Linked DNA regions of Homo sapiens: region 1 is linked to region 2. Evidence: read pairs that join two places in POLR2A ChIA-PET (ENCODE). Cell type or tissue: HepG2. All regions are shown on one strand. Each heading gives the region's core, and the rest is flanking DNA. Links, peaks and the distances in the headings are about the cores only. Region 1 has its middle 30 kb from the start of IL6ST-DT. Region 2 overlaps ANKRD55 (ankyrin repeat domain 55).

Region 1 (7,032 bases), core at 963-4,962, 130 kb after region 2:
CCGTGTTAGCCAGGATGGTCTCGATCTCCTCACCTCGTGATCCGCCCACCTCGGCCTCCCAAAGTGCTGGGATTACAGGCGTGAGCCACTGCGCCCGGCCCAGGAATCACTTCTTGAAGCCACTTGCTATATGAGCTCTAGACTGACACAAAGGAGCCAAAAAATGCCATATCCTGGACACCATAACTCATAGCCTACAGTTCAGCAATGTATAGCCAATCACTATTCAGTGTTATTCCTGTAAACTAATGAGAATTCCTGATGAACAACTTTTGCATTCAATCCCTTTTCCGGAGCTGTCCTTTTTTCTTTAAAAACTGGAGCCTCTGCCAGGTGCGGTGGCTCAAGCCTGTAATCCCAGCACTTTGAGAGGCCAAGGTGGGTAGACCACCTGAGGTCAGGAGTTCGAGACCAGCCTGGCCAATGGTGAAACCCCCATCTCTACTAAAAATACAAAAATTAGCTGGGCGTGGTGTCAGGTGCCTATAATCCCAGCTACTTGGGAGGCTGAGGCAGGAGAATCACTTGAACCCGGGAGGCAGAGATAGCAGTGAGCTGAGACCGCACCATTGCACTCCAGCCTGGGCAAAAGAGTGAAACTCCGCCTTAATAAATAAATAAATAAAAATAAAAATTGGAGCCTCTCATTTATTCCCTGGAGTACTTCCCGGTGTTTCCCAGGCACCTGTCCTCAACCTTGGCCCCAAGTGATTAGGTAACTTTTACAAAGTAAGTGGCAGAATTGGGATTCGAACTAGACAATTTGGCCTTAAAATCCTCCTCTTAACCATTATAATATTACCTCCTTAAATAAGAACTAATATTTATTGACCACTTTTATACCTGACCACCTTTATACTAGATCCTGTGCAACTGCTGATACTATGACGTCAGTATTATTGTTTCTCCATTTTCCAGTTGAGGGAATTGTAGTTTAGGAAGGTTAAGAGATACATCCAAAAATACGCTCCTACCAAGCCATATTGGTAGATTCCAACACAGGTAATCTGATTCCAAAGCACAGGCTCTTAAGTGATTCCAAAGCACAGGCTCTTAACTAGACCAATTGGGCTTGCTCAACGGCCTTTCCTTGAAGGAGAGCTCACAGGTGGTAAGGAGGGCCTAGACATATCCTTGGGTCAGATGGTGACATTTGCCACAGAGGAAATTCATCTATGCTCAATGAAGAAATCAGCTGTTTTGAGTAATACAGCAATTTGAGGAAGTTAAATGGATTAAGATTACAGGTTGCGTTTCGCATTGGGAACTGTACTTGCATTTTTAGTTCCTGTGGCTTGAAATGAAATCCCAGAGTGAATCATTACTATCACATTCTGACTTGAAGCATGTCTTCAGGCCTAGTAAGAGTGATTTACTCCTAGGGAATTTATGAGCTATTTCTATCAGGTGACCTCTGAAGCAATCTAACTCCTTGGATTTGTTTCAGGCAAATTCAACATGATCCCAGTTTCTTTTTTTTTTTTAATTTTTTAATTTTTTAATTTTTTTGAGACAGAGTCTCTCTCTGTCGCCCAGGCTGGAGTACAGTGGCGCGATCTCGGCTCACTGCAAGCTCCGCCTCCCGGTTCACACCATTCTCCTGCCTCAGCCTCCCGAGTAGCTGGGACTACAGGCGCCCGCCACCATGCCTGGCTAATTTTTTGTATTTTTAGTAGAGATGGGGTTTCACGGTGTTAGTCAGGATGGTCTCGATCTCCTGACCTCGTGATCCACCCACCTCGGCCTCCCAAAGTGCTGGGATTACAGGCGTGAGCCACCATGCCCGGCCCCCCAGTTTCTTATAATATAATAATTATTGCCATTAGAATGAAGTTTGACTCTGTATGAAAAGTTTGTCAACTAGGAAGCTTCTTTCATAATAAAACAGTACTCCTGCTTTAAGACATTGTTCAAATCCTCATTAATATGCTTAAAAGCTGGAAATATGATGATTCACATGATGTCCAGAAGCACGTATCATCCCACCTACAAAGATTCTTCTCTAAAGATTCTATGAGCTGACCGGGCGCGGTGGCTCACGCCTTGTAATCCCAACACTTTGGGAGGCCAAGGCAGGCGGATCAGGAGGTCAGGAGATTGAGACCATGCTGGCTAACACGGTGAAACCCCGTCTCTACTAAAAATACAAAAAAAAAAAATTAGCCAGGCGTGGTGGCAGGCGCCTGTAGTCCCAGCTACTCAGGAGGCTGAGGCGGGAGAATGGCGTGAGCCTGGGAGGCGGAGCTTGCAGTGGGACGAGATCGTGCCACTGCACTCCAGCCTGGGCAACAGAGACAGACGCCGTCTCAAAAAAAAAAAAAAAATTCTATGAGCCAGGTACAGTGGCTCATATCTGTAATCTTAACACATTGGGAGGTCAAAACCAGCAGATCACTTGAGCCCAGGAGTTCAAGACCAGCCTGAGCAATATATGGTGAAGCCCCATCTCTACCAAAACAAAAAAACAAAAATTATCTGGTCGTAGTGGCACATACTTGTCATCCCAGCTACTCAAGAGGCTCACTTGAGCCCAGGAGGCAGAGGCTGCAGTAAGCCGAGATTGCACCACTGCATTCCAGTCTGGGTGACAGAGCCAGACCCTCTCTCAAAAAAAAAAAAAAAAAAAAAAAAAAGATTCTATCAGCGCCAAAGGGGTCACTGAAGGACCAAATGGATCAGTGGATCAGAAAACCTCACTCTTCTGCCCCTACTGTGGTGACCGAGAGTCACCAGACATCATGCCATGATGTCATCAGAGTTATTTACTATCCTAGTGGTGGACCTGCTGGATTACCAGGGAGACATCTTGGCTCAAGGTTGCTTTTAGTGTTTCCCAGCCCTTCTGTCTAATGCAAGGCTTTGTTTGCTAATCTTCACTGTCTTTGAAAACTTTATTTGATTATGGGGAAGAGTTTGCCTGGAGTAGGTTAAAATATAAACTCATAGTCAACACAAAAAGAGCTTTAGCTCAAGGAGAGAAGATGGCTGACCACATGGTGTGATTTTTCTGGGAAGGATCCTGTACCTCAAAAAGAAAATCATGAACAACCTCTGCCCCTATTCCCAGATTCCTTTCTAGTTAATGTCTAACATTCCTATCATAGCACTTTAATTTCTTTAGCTAAACAAAGCTCCCTACACCTGCTTATAGATATAATGTTCTTTTTATCAGAAAAGAAGGTATCTAACTCAATTATATTCAGATTATCATTTCAGAATACTACAGGTTAGATTAGGACAGTGGTTCTGAAATTCAACATGCATCAGAATCACCTGAGGGCTCCTGAAACCCTAGATTGCTGGGTCACACCCTGAGAGTTTCTGAATTAGTAGGTCTGGAGTTAGGCCCAAGAATTTGCATTTCTAGTAAGTTCCCAGGTGATGCCGATGCTGCTGTTCTGCAGACCACCCTTTGAGAAACACTGGATTAATGGTTCTCGAGTTTTTTTCTCCACACTCCAACACACCTGGGGGCAGCACACCAGGATTAGGACACACTCCTGTCAGTAATTCAGGATTGCCGGGGCAGTGATCCTGGCTGCACCTTAAAAGTACCTGGAGCTTTAATACAATATCAGCAGGATTATATCCCAGAACAATGAACTCAGAATGCCTCTTAGAGGTAGGCTGTATACCTGGGCATTTTGTGAATGTTCTCCAGGTGATTTTAATATGTAGCCAAGACTGAGAACTTTTGCTAGAATGAGATCCTGGGAGACGGGGGAGATCCATATTTTGACAACCTCCCTTCAGTTATTTTTATTTTGTTTTTATTTTTTAAGTTTTTCTGAGACGGAGTCTTGTCTCACTCTGTCACACAGGCCAGAGTGCAGTGGCATGATCTCAGCTCACTCAAACCTCTGCCTCTGGGTTCAAGCGATTCCCCTGCCTCAGCCTCCCAAGTAGCTGGAATTACAGGCATGCGCCACCTCGCCTGGCTAATTTTTGCATTTTTAGTAGAGATAGGGTTTCACTAGGTTGGCGAGACTGGTCTCGAACTCCTGACCTCAAGTGACTTGCCTACCTTGGCCTCCCAAAGTGCTGGGATTATAGGCATGAGCCACCATGCCTGGCTCCCTTCAGGTATTTTTAATACATCTCCTTCAAATTGCTTGAACCCGGGAGGTAGATGTTGCAGTGAGCCAAGATCACACCACTGCACACCAGCGTGGGCGACAGAGCGAGACTTTGACTCAAAAAAAAAAATATCCTTCATAGGATAATACTTCTTCTGCTCATTTTGTAACCAAGTTGAAAATTGCTAGCTAAAAATGTCCAAAAGTTAAGGCTAGACATGTCATTCCCAAAAGCTAAATGGTCAAGGTCACATTTCTAGAATCTCTTTATGATGATCCTTTCTCTTTTTTCTGTAATTGGGAAGGAGAAGAATAATTAGTAAGCTGCGAGCTGCAGGAAGAAGAAAGAGCTGAAATGAACATGGTAGTTTCTCTTTTGGCCTTTTCCTCTGCCCCCTTTCTTACCCCTCCACCTTCCTTCTGTACTTGCCAACACCTAGACCAGAGGGAGGCCTGAACCCCATTCGCTGAGACAGAAGACCTGAAGCACCAAATAATTTTTGCAATCTGAGGCCTTTTGGCATCAAAGATGTAGAATCCAGAAAGAGGTGGGTGCTGTGGAAGGGGAGCTCTGGGTGGGCACATTAAAGGACCCCCGTCTCCCAGAGAGATCAGGAACCAAAGGTATGTGTCCTCTTATACCAACTGGCTCAAGATCAGATATTGCTAAACAACGACCCCTGAAACCTAAGGTCCTCGTTGCGATATCGACACTACACTCCCTAAGTGACTAAGGATAAGGCATCTAACTTCCTGGAATCTCAAGTCTGCCTACATATGCAATAAGGAAAATATGCTACCCTATCTACCAGAGAAGTATTGTGAGATCAACTAACCTGTTCTTAGATAATTCTAAAGCAAATTAGCAAACAAATACGCTATATTCTCTGGGTTAAAAATATTGCCGTTTTTAACTCTGTAATACTTCACAGCACCTAATTCCACCTTTATAAACACTCAGGAATTCTAGACTTAATAATTCTATAGCTATAACTTTAATACATGCACATATAATTCAGCCTTCTGCATAACAAGCAATCCATAAATATTTATTGACTAAATGATAAATGATTAATCAATTGATTGAATTAAGGCATTTTCAAAATCAGATACACCGCTAATAAAATCACAAGCTGTTATTCTAAATAAATAACTCAGTGACAATTTCCCAAGCTGAATTAATTACTATGATCTACAACAACCCTGCATTAGAGATATTAAATATGTGAAATAAGTAATAAATTTCTAAATTAATCAATTTACTCATGGCTAGGTTTGAGGCAATAAGTAGAAGCCAAAAAATGTGCCTATCATGTTAATGAGATCCAGTGCTCCTTGCTGTGCTGTGACCAGAAAAATGTCCCCAGACTCCCTGCCTACCCTGCCTGCTCTGCTTTCTCTTGTTTTCCATGGCAGTCAGCATCTTCCAAAGTAGTACACTGTATATAATTGCCTCTTTTTTTTTTGAGACGGAGTCTTGCTCTGTCGCCAGGCTGGAGTGCAGTGGCGCAATCTTGGCTCACTGCAACCTCCACCTCCCAGGTTCAAACAATTCTCCTGCCTCAGCCTCCCAAGTAGCTGGCACTACAGGCGCACGCCACCACGCCGAGCTAATTTTTGTATTTTTAGTGGAGATGAGGTTTCACCACGTTGCCCAGGATGGTCTCGCTCTCTTAACCTCATGATCCGCCCACCTCAGCCTCCCCAAGTGCTGGGATTACAGGCGTGAGCCACCACGCCCAGCCTATAATTGCCTTCTGTTTTATGTTTACTACTTGTTTTCTGTCTCTTCCCTCCAGTATATAAGTACCGTGAGGACAGGCATTTTTGTCTATTTTGTTCATTGATATATCCCAGCTTTTAAATATATGGCACATAGTGGGTATTCAATAAATATTTGTTGATTTAACACATGAATAGATTAATGAATAACTTTACACCCCCAAATCTATCATCTCACTACTATCCAGTGTTCAGATGCCCCACACCCAACTTGAGGGTCTAGATAAGACCTTAGAGATGATCTAGTTCAGTAGTTTCCAAAAGGTCCTTTAGTAAGTGACAGTTTTCACCAGGCCTTAAAGGAAATGTGCATGTATATTTGCCAATTGTCATCCTGAAATTCTGTTGTTCTTCCTTTTTTTGGTGTTAAATGTTTTTATTTGGTAAAATACTCGTGAGAGTAGATGGTAACTGGTGGCATGTGTTTGTGTGTATGTGTTTTCCTGTATGTTAGGAGAGGTATGCTACAACTCCTTACAGGTAAAGAGATAAGGAGACTCAGGCTTAGAAAGAGTAGGTGACTTCCCAAGAGCCACTTAGCTCATCACTTATAAAGCTGGGATTTAAATTCATCTCTTCTAACACTCAGTCTAACGTTTTTTATACAGCGTCAATTTTTGAGTACGAAGTTATGTGTACTAGGGCAGGTTTCAAATACAGAATTCATTTTACCATTAAACCAACTAGCTCTTGGAGTTAACATCTTATCTCCCTTTTTTTTTTTTTTTTTTTGGTTTTTGTTGTTGCTTCTTTCTTTTTTTGGAGTTCACACCTGCATGGTGAAATATTGGTTCCTCTAAACATTCGCACTTTTTCGTATGTTTCACACTTGGTAATCCAAAAGCCTACTGGATTACAAGGCCCAGAAAAAAAGCTCATCTTAAAAATATGCATATTTTATGTGACAACAAGTTTAACCTGCATATAATGTGTTTTCTGAAAAAGCAAAACCAACACTATATTATGTGTGGCCCACAAGAAGATATGGAATTCAGCTCATAGAAAGTAATGTTTTAATATATTCTGCATTAATCAGAATTCACTTAAAATATTATGTTCAGTTCTAGACATCATCATTTTGATGAGGTAGACACAAACTGATGTGATCTCAAAGTGGGCAGCAAATTGGAACAACAATCTGGAAATTGTATCAAATAAAGAAAAATGGAACTCA
Region 2 (7,032 bases), core at 1,366-5,365:
GTGACAGAGTGACATCCTGTCCCCCTCCCCTCCAAAAAGAAAAGAAAAAGATGACAGAGAGATAATATTAATAATTCCGGGTTACCTGCTCCAGACATCACATTATTAATCCCAGTGATCGTAACTGCTGTTTAATTCATGTTGCAAGTAGAAGGCTTCCAAAAAGGTCGTTCAACACTCTTCAACAAAGTTCTTGAGGGAAGGTGGCTCAGACACTAAGCAGAGCTGTCCAAGAGTAGCTTAGAGTCTTGTTAGATCTGCTTAACTCTTTTAAAATGCAGTACTAATTTTCCTTAGCCAGGCTGATTTCCTTAACAAGGTTCTTAAAATCAATTTAAATACCTGGTTTTCAATGGAATTTTAAAGTAAATATGTGCTTGGTTTGGTTGCATTTCACTAAGAAAGTCTGATAACATTAAAAATGTACATACACAAAGATGCCGATTACATTATTTTCAAGGAAGCTAGGTGACCATAGGCAAGGGGGCGGGGGTAAGCCTCCTAATCACTTTCTTCTGGGGCAGATGCCCCCGCATCTGCCTTTTTTTTTTAAATAGACAGATTCTTACTCTGTCGCCCAGGCTGGAGTACAGTGGTGCAATCTCAGCTCACTACAGCCTCCGCCTCCCAGATTCAAGAAATTCTCCTACCTCAGCCTCCCAAGTAGCTGGGACTACAGGTGTGCACCACTATGCTCGGCTAATTTTTGTATTTTTAGTAGAGACGGGGTTTCACCATGTTGAGCAGGCTGGTCTCAAACTTGTGAGTGAAGGGGTGGCCTGCCCCTCCATACCTGTGAACGTTTCTCGTCAGGTGGAACGAGAGACTTGAGAAAAGAAAGAGACACAGAGACAAAGTATAGAAGAAGAAAAGTGGGCCCACGGGACTGGCGCTCAGCATAAGGAGGACGCGCGCCGGCTCCGGTCTCTGAGTTCCCTCAGTATTTATTGATCATTATCTCTACCATCTCAGAGAGGGGGATGTGGCAGGACAATAGGGTAATAGTGGGGAGAGGGTCAGCAGGAAAACATGTGAACAAATGTCTCTGTATCATAAACAAGGTTAAGAAAAAAGTGCTGTGCTTTTGATGTGCACATACATAAACATCTCAATGCCTTAAAGAGCAGTATTGCCGCCAGCGTGTCTCATCTCCAGCCCTAAGGCGGTTTTCTCCTATCTCAGTAGATGGAATATACAACTGGGTTTTACACCAAGACATTCCATTGCCCAGGGAGGAGCAGGAGACAGATGCCTTCCTCTTATCTCAACTGCAAAGAGGCCTTCCTGTTTTACTAATCCTCCTCAGCACAGACCCTTTACATGTGTCGGGCTGGTGGACGGTCAGGTCTTTCTCTTGCCATGAGGCCATATTTCAGACTATCACATGGGGAGAAACCTTGGACAATTCCTGGCTTTCCTAGGCAGAGGTCCCTGTGGCCTTCCACAGTGTTTTGTGTCCCTGGGTACTTGAGATTAGGGAGTGGTGATGACTTTTAACAAGCATGCTGCCTTCAAGCATTTGTTTAACAAAGCACATCCTGCATAGCCCTAAATCCATTAAACCTTGAGTCGACACAGCACATGTTTCTGCGAGCACAGGGATGGGGGTAGGGTTACAGATTAACAGCATCTCAAGGCAGAAGAATTTTTCTTAGTACAGAACAAAATGGAGTCTCTTATGTTTACTTCTTTCTACATAGACACAGTAACAGTCTGATTTCTCTTTCTTTTCCCCACAGTGAGTTCAGGTGATCTGCCACCCTGGCCTCCCAAAGTGCTGAGATTACAGGTGTGAACCACTGCGCCCGGTCCACCCATCTGTCTTGAGCCTTCTGATTAAAGGCCTCCCTCTGACTAGCATTAATGACCACATCAGAAAGCCCCTGCTGCTTTCACTCCCCATATCTTCAGTGGTTTAAAGCAAAACCTCAGAGGAAAGAGGGTTGCACTGTTAGAAACTTCTGCTTTAAAGATGAGAACCAGAGATGAGGTAGCACACTCTGGTCACTCTGCCCATGGTGTCGAAGCAGGGAGCTGGAGTGGCGGAGTCCATGTCAGCAGATTGTGAACCTCTAGATTTCAGGGCAAGTTGCCAACTACTTCCTCCACCTCCAACCTCTGGGGTAATCCCTAAACTAGGTCTTATTTAGAAAGATGACAAATTTGCTCATTTATACCCTAAAGCTAAATTCCACTTATAGACCTACAACTCCAGCACCCCTCAGTAGAACTAGCAACCCCCCAGCAAAGACATAGTTCCCTATTTTTCTCCACCCCAGGAGGCACCTGGCGGTGCAGACAATGAAAGCAGACATGGATCTTTCTAAGAGTGGTAATTGTAACACCTTACATAGAATATGTGGTAAATATTGGAAAAGTCCCTGGTTCCTCCTCATGCAAAGGGACTTCTGCAAAAAGATTCCTCCTGCTATTACACCAGCATATGGACCCGTTGGGTTTTAAGCCCAGAAAGCAGACCCAGCAGAGCAAGGGCCTCAACAAGGCACTTCCTACCCATGGTCACAGCTTCCTCTTTGGTCCATTCACAGCCTGCTGTCTGGAATCCATCTGAAACCAACTGCTAATGCTTGCCTGTGTTTTTCATACACATGGACTCCGCCACTCCGGCTGCCTGCTTCCACACCATGGGCAGAGTGACCAGAGTGTGCTACCTCATCTCTGGTTCTCATTTTTAAAGCAGAAGTTTCTAACAGTGCAACCCTCTTTTCCCCTGAGGTTTTGCTTTAAATCACTGAAGATTTAAAACAAAACATAGGGATATATATGTGTATGTATATATTATGTATCCATATATGTATGTGTATGTGTATATATATGTATCTGTATATAGATATATACATGGTTTTGGTTTTTTTTTTTTTTTTGAGGCAGGGTCTCATTCTGTGGCCCAGGCTACAGTGCAGTGGTATGGTGCGATGTCAGTGCACTGTAACCTCCGCATCCTGGGCTCAGGTGATCCTCTCACCTAGCCTCCTGAGTAGCTAGGACTACAGGCAGACACCACCATGCCAGGCTAATTTTTCCATTTTTAGTAGAGATGGCACTCATATAACTCTGAGGCACTCATAATTTTGTTTTTGACTGAGCTCCTGTACTAGGTCAACAGACCAGGCCAAATATCAAAATGGAGTCCCTCATACTTAAATTCCAAGTTACCAAACTGAGACCGAGTTGTTATCTGACCTTCTGAGAAATCAGGAGAGAGATAACACCCAAATTTCCCAAACAGGCTAGTTTTACTTAGCATAATAATGAAATTTCCTCTGCTTTTAATCCTGACAACAAAAAGTAACCTAAAGTAACCTGATGTTAAGCAATCAGTTTTTTCTCTGTTGTTCTGTTTCCCTGTTCTCATCTTTCATCTTTCAAGGAAAGTAACTTTGAAATAACCAATCTGCTTTTTGTTCTTTGCTTCTGCTTTTTTCAGTCCTTCTCTGTCTACAAAACCAACCTCCTCTGCTGGGCTCGTTGGAAAACTTTTTTTTTTTTTTTTAAGACAGTCTCACTCTGTCACTCAGACTGGAGTGCAGTGACACGATCACAGCCCACTGCAGCCTACTGCCTCAGCCTCCAGAGTAGATGGGACCACAGAAACCCTGCACCACAGGCATGCACAACCATACCCAGCTCATTTTTTGTTTTTGGTAGAGACAGGGGTCTTCCTATGTTGCCCAGACTGGTCTAGAACTCCTGGATTCAAGTGATCCTCCCGCCTCAGCCTCCCAAAGTGCTGGGATTATAGGCGTGCACCACCATGCCTGGCCAGAACATTTTGGAATGAAGCCCAGTTCTAGAATTGCAAATGAAGCCAGTTAAGATCTTTGAGGCCCGGCTCCACGGCTCACGCCTGTAATCCCAGCACTTTGGGAGACTGAGGTGGGTGAATCACTTGAGGCCAGGAGTTCAAGACCAGCCTGGCCAACATGGCCAAACCCCGTCTCTACTAAAAATATGAAAATTAGCCGGCTGTAGTGGCTCATGCCTGTAGCCCCAGCTACTCCAGAGGCTGAGGCAGGCGGTGGAATTGCTTGAACTTGGGAGATGGAGGTTGCAGTGATCTGAGATGGCGTGACTGCACTCCAGCCTAGGCAACAGAGCAAGACTCTGTCTCAAAAAAAAAAAAAAAAAACTTTAAAACTAAATCTTCTGCTGTAATTCCGTTTTTGCCAATTATTTATTTTATTTAGTTATTGGTCATTGCTAGTGAGAGCCAATCACGATAAATTTATAACAGCAAAAGCTCTTGCCATTGAGAAATAAATACAATTCTGAAATGGAAAGAACACAGCCCAGGCTTTCTTTTTCATTCATTACTTTGGTGGAGTTCCTGTATTTGGCTGCTCAATGTTTTGAACAAGTAATCTTCTCTCGTCTGTCTTTTTTCAACAAGCTCCAAGCATGATGTAGCCTCCATTGTATGAGGGGTAGCGGGGAGTAACAGTTAAATTCATTGTTTAAAAAAAGGTACCACTCTATGTGTTCTGCAACTTTTTTTTTTTTTTTTTTTTTTTTTGAGACAGAGTCTTACTCTGTTGCCCAGGCTGGAGTGCAGTGGTGCGATCTTGGCTCACTGCAAGCTCCACCTCCTGGGTTCTGCCTCAGCCTCCGAAGTAGCTGGGACTACAGGCACCCGTCACCACGCCCAGCTAATTTTTTTTGTATTTTTAGTAGAGACGGGGTTTCACTGTGTTAGCCAGGGTGGTCTCAATCTCCTGACCTCGTGACCCACCCGCCTCAGCCTCCCAAAGTGCTGGGATTACAGGTGTGAGCCACCACACCCGGCCTAACTTAGTTTTTTCAACTCAAGCATTTGTCTTAGAATTTTTGATACATATAGATCTGGCTCATTCCTTTTTTGTTGTTGTTGTTTTGTTTTTTTCGAGATGGAGTCTTGCCCTGTCCAGGCCGGAGTACAATGGTGCGATCTCGGCTCACTGCAACCTCCACCTCCCGGGTTCACACCATTCTCCTGCCTCAGCCTCCCGAGTAGCTGGGATTACAGGCACCCACCACCACGCCCAGCTAATTTTTGTATATTAGTAGAGACAGGGTTTCACCATGTTGGCCAGGCTGGTCTCGAACTCCTGACCTCGTGATCCACCTGCCTCGGCCTCCCAAAGTGCTGGGATTACAGGCGTGAGCCACGGCACCCAGCCTGTGGCTCATTCCTTTTAATGGCTTCATCATGTTACATAATATCAAAATACCCCCATTTATTTTGCCATTCCCCTATGAATGGATATTTAGGTTGTCTCAATTTTTCACCATCATAAACACCAGTCTAAAGAGTGTTTCTTGTACAAGCCTCTTTGCATACTCTGTGCAAGCATTTCTCTTAAAAGAATAATTGCTGGGTAGTAGAGAGTGTATGTTTTTATTTTTAATACACACTGCCTAATTATTCCCCCAAAATAGCTGCGTGTCGTTGTTGTTGTTGTTGTTGTTGTTGTTTTTAGTGGAAGTACTGGTTTTTTCCCAGTTGTTGCTGGATTTTCTTGTTATTTGCATTTTCCCTGATTAATGAGATGAACATCATTTCATAGACATAATGGTCTTTATTATATCTTCTTTTGTGACTTGCCTGTTTACATTCTTTGTCGATTGATCCATTGGGTTGTCATTTTCTTATTGATCTATAGGAGTTTAGTTTATATGCTGAATATTAATGCTTTGCTGTTGGGTTGTAAATACTTTTTCGTAGGCTGTTGGCTATTTTGAAATAGTTCATAGTACCTTTTCTTATTCAGAAATGTAAAAATCTGATATAATTAAAATGATCATTCTTGTCTGTTTCTGCTTTTTCTTTTGATGTCTTTTTAAAGAAGGCCTTCTCTACCCCAAGAACTGGATTATGTTATGTTAAATTATGTTTTTGTTTGTTACCAGATTTTTTTTAATATATGGTTTCATTTTTGAACTCTTTGTTCTGTTCCAATGATCTGTTTGTTTTTCCTGTTTCATTAACCACACTGCTTAATTATAAACTGACTTATTTAGAAGTTATCCACACTGCGGTTAACACTGAAAAAAGCAAGATAGGTCAGATTGTCCTTTGTGCTTTTGTTCTTCAAAACAGGACCTCAGAAGAATCATTGACATAGAGTGAGGCTTGTCTGTTGCAGCTACCGGGAGTTAAATGGAAACTAACCTCTCCTGCTCTCATTTTAGCCTTGACAGGAAGAGTGTTCTATCAAGAGAGGCTCTGAGCTGTTGGCATCTGGGTTAGAACTTTGAATGCATTTAACCAGAGAAGCACTGTTATGCACAGCATTTAGGATATATATATTGTTTAGGATATATTAAATGCACATTCTTATGTAAGCAGATTTTTGTGAGCAGTCTGACAAACAAAACTTCAATTGTAGAACCACTCTGAGAAAATAAATTTAAGTTGCAAAAACAGATGTGACCTTTTGGACATAATTCTTAGCATCACTTCTACTTACCACATTCCTGAGATAGAACCAAAAGCAGAAGAAACAGTCCCTGACTTGAAATTTTTAACTTTACAGTTAGCAAAAGGTAACATAACAAACAAAAGTTTTTAATGAATCAGAAGTTTTAGCCTAAGACCGAACATCTAAAAAAAAAAAAATGGAGTAGGGTCACCACTACTTAGGAGCCCCCACCTCCCTCTCCCACTCTCCTCCAACCCTATAAACTTCTAGAGGCAGACCATGCCTTTTTTTATCTTTGTATCCCCAGTTTCTAGTTCAGTAGCTTGCACAAAAGCTTTAGTGAGGCACAAAAATTTTTTATATATATATACACACACATATATACATATATACATATATGTGTATATACACACATATACGTGTGTATGTATATGTATATATACACACGTATATATACATATATATACACACACACATATATATATATAGATTTTTTTTTTTCCGAGATGTGGTCTCACTGTGTCACCCAGGCTAGAATGCAGTGGCACTATTTTGGCTCACTGCAACCTCCGCCTCTTGGGTTCAAGTGATTCTCCTGCCTCAGCCTCTTAAG

The links. Peaks named below come from ENCODE experiments on the same cell type or tissue, not always from the same donor. Only the 100,000 strongest peaks of a DNase experiment are listed, where the experiment ranks them.
Region 1: POLR2A ChIA-PET joins it to region 2 with 10 read pairs; 5 of 35 experiments call an interaction of 5 or more read pairs at or near these places.

The regions. Positions count from the first base shown.
Region 1 is chr5:56,021,288-56,028,319 of GRCh38, reverse strand. No RefSeq gene overlaps it. Among named protein-coding and RNA genes, the nearest start is that of IL6ST-DT, 30 kb to the right of the region's middle. In HepG2, for the core only: no CTCF peak of the experiment used is centred there; a DNase peak (open chromatin) is centred at 2,809.
Region 2 is chr5:56,151,703-56,158,734 of GRCh38, reverse strand. All of the region lies in intron 6 of ANKRD55 (ankyrin repeat domain 55), which reads left to right. Among named protein-coding and RNA genes, the nearest start is that of ANKRD55, 78 kb to the left of the region's middle. RefSeq lists an enhancer at 1,062-1,857 and a silencer at 1,848-2,017. In HepG2, for the core only: no CTCF peak of the experiment used is centred there; no DNase peak of the experiment used is centred there.